Regions from separate parts of the Homo sapiens genome. Here region 2 is linked to region 1. A link is an interaction called in ENCODE POLR2A ChIA-PET data of the cell type or tissue named here. Cell type or tissue: Caco-2. All regions are shown on one strand. Links, peaks and the distances in the headings refer to the core of each region. The heading gives the core; the rest is flanking DNA.

Evidence for each region. ChIA-PET counts read pairs that join two places held together with the same protein. Peaks named below come from ENCODE experiments on the same cell type or tissue, not always from the same donor. Only the 100,000 strongest peaks of a DNase experiment are listed, where the experiment ranks them.
Region 2: POLR2A ChIA-PET joins it to region 1 with 7 read pairs; 2 of 35 experiments call an interaction of 5 or more read pairs at or near these places.

Annotation. Positions count from the first base shown.
Region 1 is chr11:70,583,938-70,589,309 of GRCh38, forward strand. The region is part of intron 17 of SHANK2 (SH3 and multiple ankyrin repeat domains 2); the gene reads right to left. Among named protein-coding and RNA genes, the nearest start is that of SHANK2-AS1, 40 kb to the right of the region's middle. RefSeq lists enhancers at 1-181, 733-1,273. In Caco-2, for the core only: no CTCF peak of the experiment used is centred there; no DNase peak of the experiment used is centred there.
Region 2 is chr11:70,533,483-70,538,854 of GRCh38, forward strand. All of the region lies in intron 17 of SHANK2 (SH3 and multiple ankyrin repeat domains 2), which reads right to left. Among named protein-coding and RNA genes, the nearest start is that of SHANK2-AS1, 90 kb to the right of the region's middle. RefSeq lists an enhancer at 5,034-5,372. In Caco-2, for the core only: no CTCF peak of the experiment used is centred there; a DNase peak (open chromatin) is centred at 2,479.

The sequences.
Region 1 (5,372 bases), core at 91-5,090:
CTTGCTCAGCCCAGCTGCACAGCCCTCCTGCTTCCCTCTAACCTCTGGGCATGGCCTGACCACCGTGCATGACTCTGCAGCCACCGCGAGCATGCTCCTCAAGGTCTCATCCCCGGCCGACCCCCAGAGCCATTCAATTATCGGCCGTGATGGCTGCCTGTGACTCGGGTCTACCTGCCAGCGCTTTGGCTCCACTCTGCCCTTGGTTGGCCCCTGATGTGTCCCCAGCTCTGAGAGTGGGGCCTGGATCAAGGGCACACTTGCGGGTCTGGTGAGTCCGAAGGTAGGAGGTAGTTACTAAGCCAGGCATCCTGGCGCTCGAATCACATGCAGGGCTGAGTCTGTGTTCCGATCCCGTGTGACAGGCCTATCATCTGTGTCTTTTATTTTCTCTTTCTGATGCTCTGGCATCCAGGGTTTTGCTGACCCTGGAGGGATGGCCCCTCAAGAATCAGGCAATTCCTAGAGAAAGTAAACAGCTCACCTGAGAGCTGGATTTTCAAATGCTAACCAACTAAAACAGAGGCCACCCCACCCCTCCTCTATCCGGGTCCCATGCTCCCAGCCACTAACCCTGCCCCCATCACCCCAGGGCTGGGTACCGGACAGCCAGGGACAGGCCCTAGGCCCCAGAGCTCTGAAATGATTCCAGCTGCCAACGCTAAACCCACTTACACTGCCTACTTAGTCTGCTCCTTCCTGCAGAAATCATGGTAAAGCTCCTGTCCACATTTCCCCCCTCTCCCTCTGCCTCCTAATGGACCTTGTGCTTCCCTGAATGGCCCCCAAGGCATGGCCTCCCCTACCTCCTGGGAAGAGTGAGTTAGCAGCTGTCCCCCTGATCCGTTGGTCTCGCCATACCTGAATAATAATAAAACCTACATTTTAAAACACTGCGGTACACAGGACCTGCCTGACAAAGGATCCAGGAAAGCAAGTCCCTGAAGGCAATTGTTTTGTGTCATTCCACTACATGTTCTGAAAAGAGTGGCAGTGCTGGCACGGTCTGGTGCATGCTGGTGCCTGAGATCGTCAGCGGAGACGCAGAGGCCTAAGGGCTGGAGGACAAGCCCCTGAGCTCCGTGGCTACCACCCCAGGGGCTTGGATGCACTGGATTTTGTGTGTGGGGGCATGGTGAATACCGCCTCGCAGCCCCTCTGAGCTGGCACAGCTCAGGCCACAGCACGCCCACTCTGGCTCAAGGGAAATGGTGCCAGGCTCTGGGCCCTGGGAGACCGCCTGACTCGAGGGTGGGCTCCTGATCACAGGTGGTCCATCCACTGGCTGGCAGGGGCTAAAGCCAAGAGCTGATGCAAAGGGCACTGCCAATGGGGCAGGGATGACCAGTAGAGCCAGCTGGATGGGCTGATTTTTGAAGCAGAGAATTTGGGACCAGTGACAATAGAACAGACTGGCAGAGTGGGGCAGGGACAGCATGAGGGAGGAATGGGGAAGCAGCCAGTCGGTAAAGCTGCCCCAGGTCCTCACAGCTCTAAGTCCCAGGCCACACTGCCCTGCAATACTCTCCAATTTCACCTGGCATTTAACACAAATTGACCAGAATCATTCCCTGTTCTTTGTTCCTAATAAGGACAGGCTTGCTTTTATCCAGACATCCATTCATCCATCCACCCGCCCACCCACTCATTCATTCATCCATGTATTCACCCATCCATCCATCTCTCTTTTCATGTATCCATCTACCCATCTATCCCTCCATCCATTCATCCACCCACCCCACTACCCACTCATCTATCCATTTGCCTACCCATTCACCCACTCATTCGTCCATCCAACTAGCCATCCATCCATCCATCCATCCATGCATTCACCCATCCTCTATCCATCCATCCACTTAACTACCCAACCACTCATCTATCCATTTGCTCACCCACCCACCCACCCACCCATGCATTTGTCCATCCAATTAGCCATCCATCCATCCATGCATCCACCCATCCTCCCCCCATCCATCCATCCACCCATCCTTCATCCATTCCTCCATCCATCCATCCATCCAACAGCTATCTGAACTGTTTAATGACAACCTCCCATAGGGAGACAGCTGGGAAAAAGACCGATTCAACCCTGACCTTGTGGAGTTTGCAACCTGCAAGTGACAACTGAACAAGTAGCCACGAGTGTGGTGAAGTTTCTTGGAGAATCGCACAGGTGCCTGCCCTGGGTTGTGTAACATGGTGGAGGCTATTCTAATTAGGGGGAAGGTCAGGGAAGGCTTCTCTAGGATGTAACTGTCAGGACTGAATGTCGCCCAGGAGTCAGCAAGGGAGAGAGGAGTGCTTGAGGAAAGAGAGCTGTGAGGTGGGCAGTGGGGGCAGATCAGGAAGATGGGAATGGGGTGCCTCCTCAGGGACCCTCTGGAAGAATCTTTAAAAGCTGGGCACAAGGATCACTTGCGCCTTAGAAGGCTTGCTGGGGGCAGGAGGGGCAGGTGCGAATGAGGGAGGTTCTGGGGCCGGGGTCACCTATTGGCTTCTCTTAAGGCGTGGCCGGGGCTAGTGGCAAGGAGGGCCCCAAGGTGCTGCATAGCTTGTCACTCAGAGCTGGGCAGCCTGGACACACTACTCTTCACAGAGACCTCGGAAGCTAACTCCGAGGCGGCCCCTGCATGGCTGGCCAAGGGGCACATGCTGGGACGCAGACTCTCAGTACAGATCGCCAGCCTCTGGCACCGTTGCTGTGGAAACCAACTGGCAATGAGAAATTTAGCAATTTGAAAAAAGCATTTCCTTCCCTTATTTATATCTCTTGACCCTTATCCTAGGGGAATGGCGAGGGAAGCACGGCTCGCAGCTGGAGCCGGGAGTGGGCAGGTGTCTCGAGGGTACCGCTCCCCGGAACGGGGAAGGACACCAGTACCTCACCCCCCCAGAGTGGGCAGAGCCTAGAGACGCCATCCCAGAATACGTCACTCCTGGGAAAGATGAAAATAATGCAGAAAAGGCAAAGTCTCCCTCTTCCCTCCCCCACCTCACTCCTCTCCCAGAGACGACCTCAAACGTCACTCCGAAGATTGTTATTCGAGGTCATTCTCCATGCACCGCTGGGCACATGCAGGAATACAGACACATGCCAGTGCTCTTGTTGAACAAAATGGGGTCACACTCTAGCCCATGGCTCCTCTGCAGCCCACTCCCTTTGCTGAGGGCCTGTGTTGCTCTCCCGACCACAACACTAGGGTTGTTGCGTCACTTCCACTGCCGTACAGAGTTCCACGGCGAGCTGGGCCGGGCTTTATGAAAGCAGTTCTCTCAGATGTCCAGGGATGCCACGCCACATGAATCACCAAGAAATGAAGCAATGCACTTGCCAGTCCCTCCTCTAAATGCTTTCTCTAAAGGCAGCCTGGCCAACAGGACCCCTAACTAGACAGGCCCTAATGGGGCAGAGGGGAGAAGCGGGGAGAGCGATCTGGAGAAAGGAGCCTGTCGCGGCACCACGGGTACATCTGTAAACATGAGAGTCAGGGAAAAACGAAATTGGTCTGGGGCATTCTACGCAGCCATCAAAGGCATGGATGACAGTGCTTACCGACAGGAAAAAATATTCCCCACATGTTCAGAAAAAAAGGGTAGGTTACAAAATGGTATGGAACAGCGAGTCCGACATTCAGAGAAAAGGTATAAAAAAGATGCAGAGGCATATCTTGTTTTATTACCCCTTGCTTTATTGTGCTTTGGGGATACTGCATTTGTTACAAACTGAAGGTTTATGGCAACCCATTGTTGAGCACGTCCAGTTTTTTTTTTTTTTTTTTTTTTAAGAGATGGGGTCTTGCTCTGTCACCCAGGCTGGAGTACAGTGGCGAGATCACAGCTCACTGCAGCCTCAAACTCTTGGCCTCAAGTGAACCTCCCACCTTGGCCTCCCCAAGTGCTGGGATTCTGGGTGTGAGCCACTGTGCCTGGCCTGAGGCAAGTAAATCTGTTGGTGCCATTTTTCCAATAGCATGTGCTCACTTCATGTCTCTGTGTCACATTTTGACAATTCTTGTAACATTTCAAACTTTTTCAGTATTATGATATCTGTCATGGTGATCTGAGATGACTGATCTTTGATGCTTCTATTGTAATTGTTTTGGGGTGCCATGAACTGTACCCATATAAGACAGAGAAATTAACTGATAAATGTTGTGTGTTCTGACTGATCTATCAACTGGCTGGTCCATCGTCTCTTCCCATCTCCTTGGGCCTCCCTATTCCCTGAGACACAACAATATAGAAATTAGGCTGATTATAGCTCTTATTTCACATGCCAAGGGAATAAAAAAAGAAATAAGGCCAATTAATGATCACACAATGGCCTCTAACTGCTCAAGTGAAAGGAAGAGTCACTCATCTTTCACTTTGGATCAAAAACTAGAAATGATTAGGCTTAGTGAGGAAGGCATGTCAAAAGCTGAGATAGGCTGAAAGCTGAGACAGTCCTCTTGCACCAGTTTAGCCAAGCTGTGAATACAAAGAAAAAGCTCTTGAAAGAAATTAAAAGTGTTACTGCAGTGAACACACAACTGATAAGAAACTGGAACAACCATATCACTGATATGGAGAAAGTTTTAACTGGTTTGGATAGAAAATCAAATTGTCCACAACATTCCCTTAAGCCAAAGCCTAATCTAGAGCAAGGCCCTAACTCTCTGCAATTCTATGAAGACTGAAGAGCTGAGGAAGTTGCAGGAAAAAAGTTGGAAGCTAGCAACTTCCATCAAGTTTAAGAAAAGAAGCTGTGTTCTGTAACGTAAACACGCAAGGCAAAGTAGCAAGTCTTGATGGAGAAGCTGCAGCAAGTTCTCCAGAGGATCTAGTTAACTTCATTGATGAAGGTGGCTACACTAAACAACAGATTTTCAATTGAGACAAGACATCCTTCTTTTTTTGAGATGGAGTCGCGCTCTGTCGCCCAGGCTGGAGTGCAGTGGTGCGGTCTCAGCTCACTGCAAGCTCCGCCTCCCGGGTTCATGCCATTCTCCTGCCTCAGCCTCCCGAGTAGCTGGGACTACAGGCGCCCGCCACCACACCCACATAATTTTTTGTATTTTTAGTAGAGACGGGGTTTCACTGTGTTAGCCAGGATGGTCTCGATCTCCTGACCTCATGACCCTTCCACCTCGGCCTCCCAAAGTGCTGGGATTACAGGCGTGAGCCACTGCGCCCGGCCAAGACAGCCTTCTATTGGAAGAAGATGCCATCTAGGATTTTCATAGCTAGAGAGGAGAAATCGATGTCTGGTTTCAAAGATTCAAAGGACAGGCTGACTCCCTTGTGAGGGGCTAGTACAGCTGGTGACTTTAAGTTGAAGCTGGTACTCATTTCCCATTCTGAAAATCCTAGGGCCTTAGGAATTATGTGAA
Region 2 (5,372 bases), core at 276-5,275, 50 kb before region 1:
AATGTCCAACCTAGCTCCAATCACAACCCGGGGGCCCATGTCATCTGGCCCCTCCCCCTGCTTGCCTGGCGTTCCCTCTGCCGCAGCCATGCTGGGTGCCCCTCTGTTCCCCAATGACTGGCTCCCATCAGCTTTTTGGGGGACATGCATATTTCTTTAATTGAGATGAGCTTATATAATGTAAAATTCACACTTTTAAAGTGTGCGACTCCATGGCATTTAGTACATTCACAGTGTTGTGCAAGCACCACCTCTAGTTCATCCCCCTACAAGGAAACCCCCTACCCATTAGCAGTCAGTCCTCACTCTCCCCTTCCCCAGCCATAGGCAAGCACCAATCGGCCTGTCCTGGACATTTCATGAAAATGGAACTGTGCACCATGTCTCCTTTTGTGTCTGCTTCTTTTACTCAGTGTCACCCCTTCCATGCTCACCCACAAGGTGGCACGTCTCATCACTTTCTTCCTCTTTATGGCCAAGTAGTGTTCCACTGCATGGGTGCCCATTCTCCAAGAGCTGTGGTACATGGCTGGTCTGAGCTCATCCCAGCCCAGTGTCTCTTGGTGAAGGAGGAGTAAAGGCCAGTATCTGCTAGGCGCTGCCCTAGAGGGGCAGTGTATTAGTCTGTTTTCCTGCTGCTATTAAGGACATACCCAAGACTGGGTAATTTATAAAGGAAAGAGGTTTAATTGACTCACAGTTCTGCATGGCTGGGGAGGCCTCAGGAAACTTACAATCATGGCAGAAGGGGAAGCAAACACGTCCTTCCTCACATGGCGGCAGGAGAGAGAAATGCTGAGTAAAAGGGGGAAAAGCCCCTTATAAAACCATCAGATCTTGTGAAAATTCACTCACTATCATGAGAACAGCATGAAGGTAACCGCCCCCATGATTCAATTACTTCCCACTCGTTCCCTCCCACAACACATGGGGATTATGGGAACTACAATTCAAGATGAGATTTGGGTGGAGATGCAGCCAAACCATATCAGGCAGTAACTCACTAAGTCCTTGCTCAGCCCTGGGAGGCAGGTGCTGTCCCCATTCACAGACAGAAGCCACCATGGAGGGCCCAGGGCAGGACACAGGGCTGGGACAAGGCCCCAGGTGTCCTGGTCTGCAGTCTGTGGTCTTGCCCCTGAGCCAGGCTGGCTTCAACAAATGCCAGCTGGATGAAAGAATGACAGTGTCCTAAGACTGCTGGGGAGTCCAAACTGGTGGCTTCACTCTAGCATGTCACTTCTTCCCATAAATGACAGTGACACAGTTCATCAGTTCAGGTGACGCTTCAGACACTACTGCACAGACCGAGGGATGTAGAGGACAATGGCGAGGTGGGGACTCACGATCTGCATGACGGTCTTTCCCTTGACTGTCTGCCTCACCGAGAGTGCAGTCAGGCCATGAAGCTGCTTCGGCCCAACAGAGATGAGGATAGTCAAGTTCGTTAGCTATGCAGGGGCAGGAGATGTGGATAGTGCCTCTGGCTGGGGAAACACTGACAAAGGAGCCATGGCTCCAGGACCCTGGTCAGGGTGGTCCTCAGCTCTCACACTCTGCTTCCCACCCATGTTGAACAGGGCAGAGCTGACCTGGAGGGAAGACTGGCTTTGGGGCAGGTGAGGCAGGCACATGAAGTAGTGCTCATGACCAGGGATGGTTCCCACGAACACCTTCCTCCCTCCCACCCTCTATTATCCATTTTCCATCCATCTGCTCACCTAATCCATCTTCCCACATGAGTCAGTCCATCCATCGCTCTATCCATCCATTACTCCATCCATCCATCTGTCCTTCCATCCATCCTCTATCCTCCATCATTCAGTCCATCCATCACTCTATCCCTCTGTTCTTCCATTCATCCATTCATTATCTACCATCATCCATCTGCCATCATCCATCAGTCTAACCAGTCCATCCATTTATCCATCATCCATCCATCCATCCATCTGCCATCATCCATCAGTCCAACCATCAGTCCGTCCGTCCATCCATCCATCCATCCATCCATCCGTCCGTCCGTCCATCTATTCATCCATTCACCATCATCCATCAGTCTATTCATCTGTCTGTTCGTCCATCTCCCCGTCCTTCTGTCTGCTGGTGCATCTCATGTCTGTCAGGTTGCCTCTGTGAGGTCAAGTGTTGTGCTAGACGCTGGGGAATGAATAACTCCTGGCCCCGCCTTTAAGGGCTGCACAGTTGGGCAGGAGGATGGCCACCCAGGGGGACCGAGGCCAGCCCTGCAGCAGGGCCACCCAGCAGCACTGTGGGAAGTCCCTGTGCTCCACGGGGCAGGAGAGGTTCGGGTGGGCCATCCGCTGGCAGGGAGCTGGGCCCAGGCACTTGGGAAGCTTGGGAGCCTGAGAAGAAGGTGTCAGGGCCTGGTAAGCTGTGGGGGAAGCAGTGACTGGCCGGAGACCCCAGGAAAGGCACATAGCCCAGAATGGACATGTGGCTCACCCGAGGCTGGTTGACTGAGGGGGCTGCGTGGGGGCTGGGCCTGAAGCCAGACCAGCCCTACAGGGCCCAACTCTCTGCAGGTGCACACACTGTCGCCAAGGCACGTGGACACACCTGCACCCCCAGGCCCCAGCCACCGACAGCACCATGCCTGCCCCCTGGGGGCCCTCACCCTGGGCTGAAGCCCACCCAGGTCTGCTGGAGGCACCGACCCAGGAGACCTCCTTACCCTGGCCTCACTGCCCGGCTCTGTGCTGAGCCTGCCCTGTGTGGTCTGAGCGGAGCTCACAGTGCCAGGGGCTGGGCCAGCTGTAAGTGGCGGGGTGTGGCGGGCTCATCACGCTTGTTGTTTGTTAAAGTTCAACTCCGTTGGACCAAGCTGAGATGAGGCTTGGTCTAAAATAAAACCGGAGCTGCGTCAGTGTGTGGGCCGGCTCTGTAGGCTGGAGGCCACTCCACAGCCAGCAAAGTGTGGCTGTGCACCCCAGGGCTGTCCCCACCCAGGCTGGCGAGCTGTCCCCATGAGGCCCAGCTGTGGCCTCTGGTGAACCCGAGAGGCAGAATGGCCGGCCGATCCTGAGGCTGTGTCTGCACCCACATGGCTGCGGTGGGCACAGGGCCCACTCCCAGGGACCCGATTCCCACACTCAGTGTCTCCCATGAGCTCCTGGGCTTCAGGCTTGTGGCTCCCCTTCAGCTGGGGTCAGACACCTCAGGCTTGGCTCTCACTTCTTGAGCCAATGTCTTGGACATTTCGTGAAAATGGAACCGTGCACCGTGCCACCTTTTGTATCTGCTTCTTTCACTCAGTGTCACCCCTTCCATGCTCACCCACAAGGTGGCATGTCTCATCACTTTCTTCCTTTTTATGGCCAAGTAGTGTTCCACTGCATGGGTGCCCATTCTCCAAGAGCTGTGGTACATGGCTGGTCTGAGCTCATCCCAGCCCAGTGTCTCTTGGTGAAGGAGAGAACCATGGGGTGAGGACAGAGCAGAGGACCCTTCTTACTCCAGGAAATAAACAGCATTTTCTGAGCCGTGTTGAGTGTTGGGCTTTGTGTCGTACGTCAGCTAGAAGAGGGTTCCCCAGATGAGGCTGGGGAGGGGTGGGGGCACGGTCTGCCCATGCTCCTTTTGCTCCCTCAGGGCCTCCCAAACACTGAGATCCTAGTTTGAAAGGATCTGCCAAGTTCCCTGAGCGCCCCCCTCTCAGAGTCCCCTGCAGGGGTGTCCCCAACAGCCCCTCCAGAATTTAGGCCTGAGAAGCGGAGGAGGGAAACCTCCCCCCAGGATGCTCATTAGGAAAGAAGCCCCCAGGGCCAGCATGGCAGCCCCCAAAAGATATGTCCTAGTCCCCGGAACCTGTGAATATGACTTTATTTGGAAAAAGTCTTTGCAAATGTAATTATGTTTCTCAACAGAATATGACCCGGGATTTATGGTGGTTTAAAATCCAATGACACGTGTTCTCGTAAGAGACAGAAGAGGAGGAGACACACAGCTGGGAGAGGGCATGTGGAGATGAAGTCAGAGACAGGATGCAGCCAAGCCAAGGAACGCTGGGAGCCCCCAGAAGCTAGAAGTGGCAGGAGGCCTCCTCCCCGGAGTCTTGGGATGGCACGGGGCCCTGCCACACCTGGCTGCAGCCCTGTGAGGCTGCTGTCTGACTTCTGGCTCCCAGGACTGTAGGGGAACACATTCCCCTTGCTTGAAGCTGCCCCGTTTGTAGCCACTTGTGGCAAGCCCAGGCCACTCAAACACACCCAACAAAGTGAAGAAATAGGCGGCTGGGCCCTGGCTCAGTCCTGCAGAGGCACGAGTCAGCTCTGCGGAGGGGACCCTCGACATTCTGCTGGCAACAGGGACCGTGTGTGCGGGGCCAGGCCTGGTGTAGCCGACGTCAACCCTGCAGCAGGTCACAGAGGCCCGTGGGGGGTCTTCCAGGAGGCATTTTATGGGGCACGTGCCCTGAGGAACTCTCTGGCCAGTCACCTGCCCTAGCTGGATTTACATTGAGAGGGCAGCGAGAGACCCCATGAGTGTCACAAAACAGTGATCTCAAAGTAGCTCACTCACTTGCAGAGGGGCGTTACCCTTGAACACTCGTGACCATCCTGGGCCCAGCACACCCACGGGGCAGTAGCGAGCGGTGGAGATGAGGGGCAGAGACCAGTGGGGATTCAGGCGGTCACTGTCACCTCCCCAGCCTGAGGCCTGGGTAAGGCCAGAAAGCTGAGTCACCCCACCCGGGGGCTCCTGCAGCCCTGCCTGTGGACATAGCCAGCAGCCCACACGGAGTCCCCGGGCGCTGACCTCTTCCAAACAGCCTTGCCAGTCCTTCCCCCAGAATTAGCCGACAGTGACCCGGAGGGACCAGGGGATCTGAGGCCACCGCCTTTGTCCCGAGGGGCTTGGCCAAGGATGCACAGTGGAGTGGACACTGCTTGCCAGGCCTCTTGTGGACTGCACGCTAGGCCTCTGTGCCAGGCTCTGGATGGGGCAAAATCACAGGTGGCACATGGCTCATATGGTATTCTGGGGATGCGTCCTCCCCTGAGCCAGTGCTAAGGAGGTGGCTCCCACTGTCCCATGCAGTGTCCTGGCCCTTGGTCAGAGTAAAGCTCTGGTCAGGAGGAAGGAGCAGGATAACGTGGGGCTAACCTGTCTGCTGCAGGAAATGCATGGAGGAGGAGGTGGCTGTCACTCTTGCTCCGTCAGTGGTGGAGTCTGTGCTGGTTCCCTGGGGCTCTGCCTGCTCCAGGGGGAGATAAGATCCACCAGCCAGGGGGCAGAACAGCCCCCGGGGCAGAGCCTCCAGGGAACAGCCCCATTCCACACAGAGAAAGCACTGGGTGGGGCGGGAGGCACGCACAGACGGTGGGGAGGGCTGAGTGTTGGGGGCAGCCCTG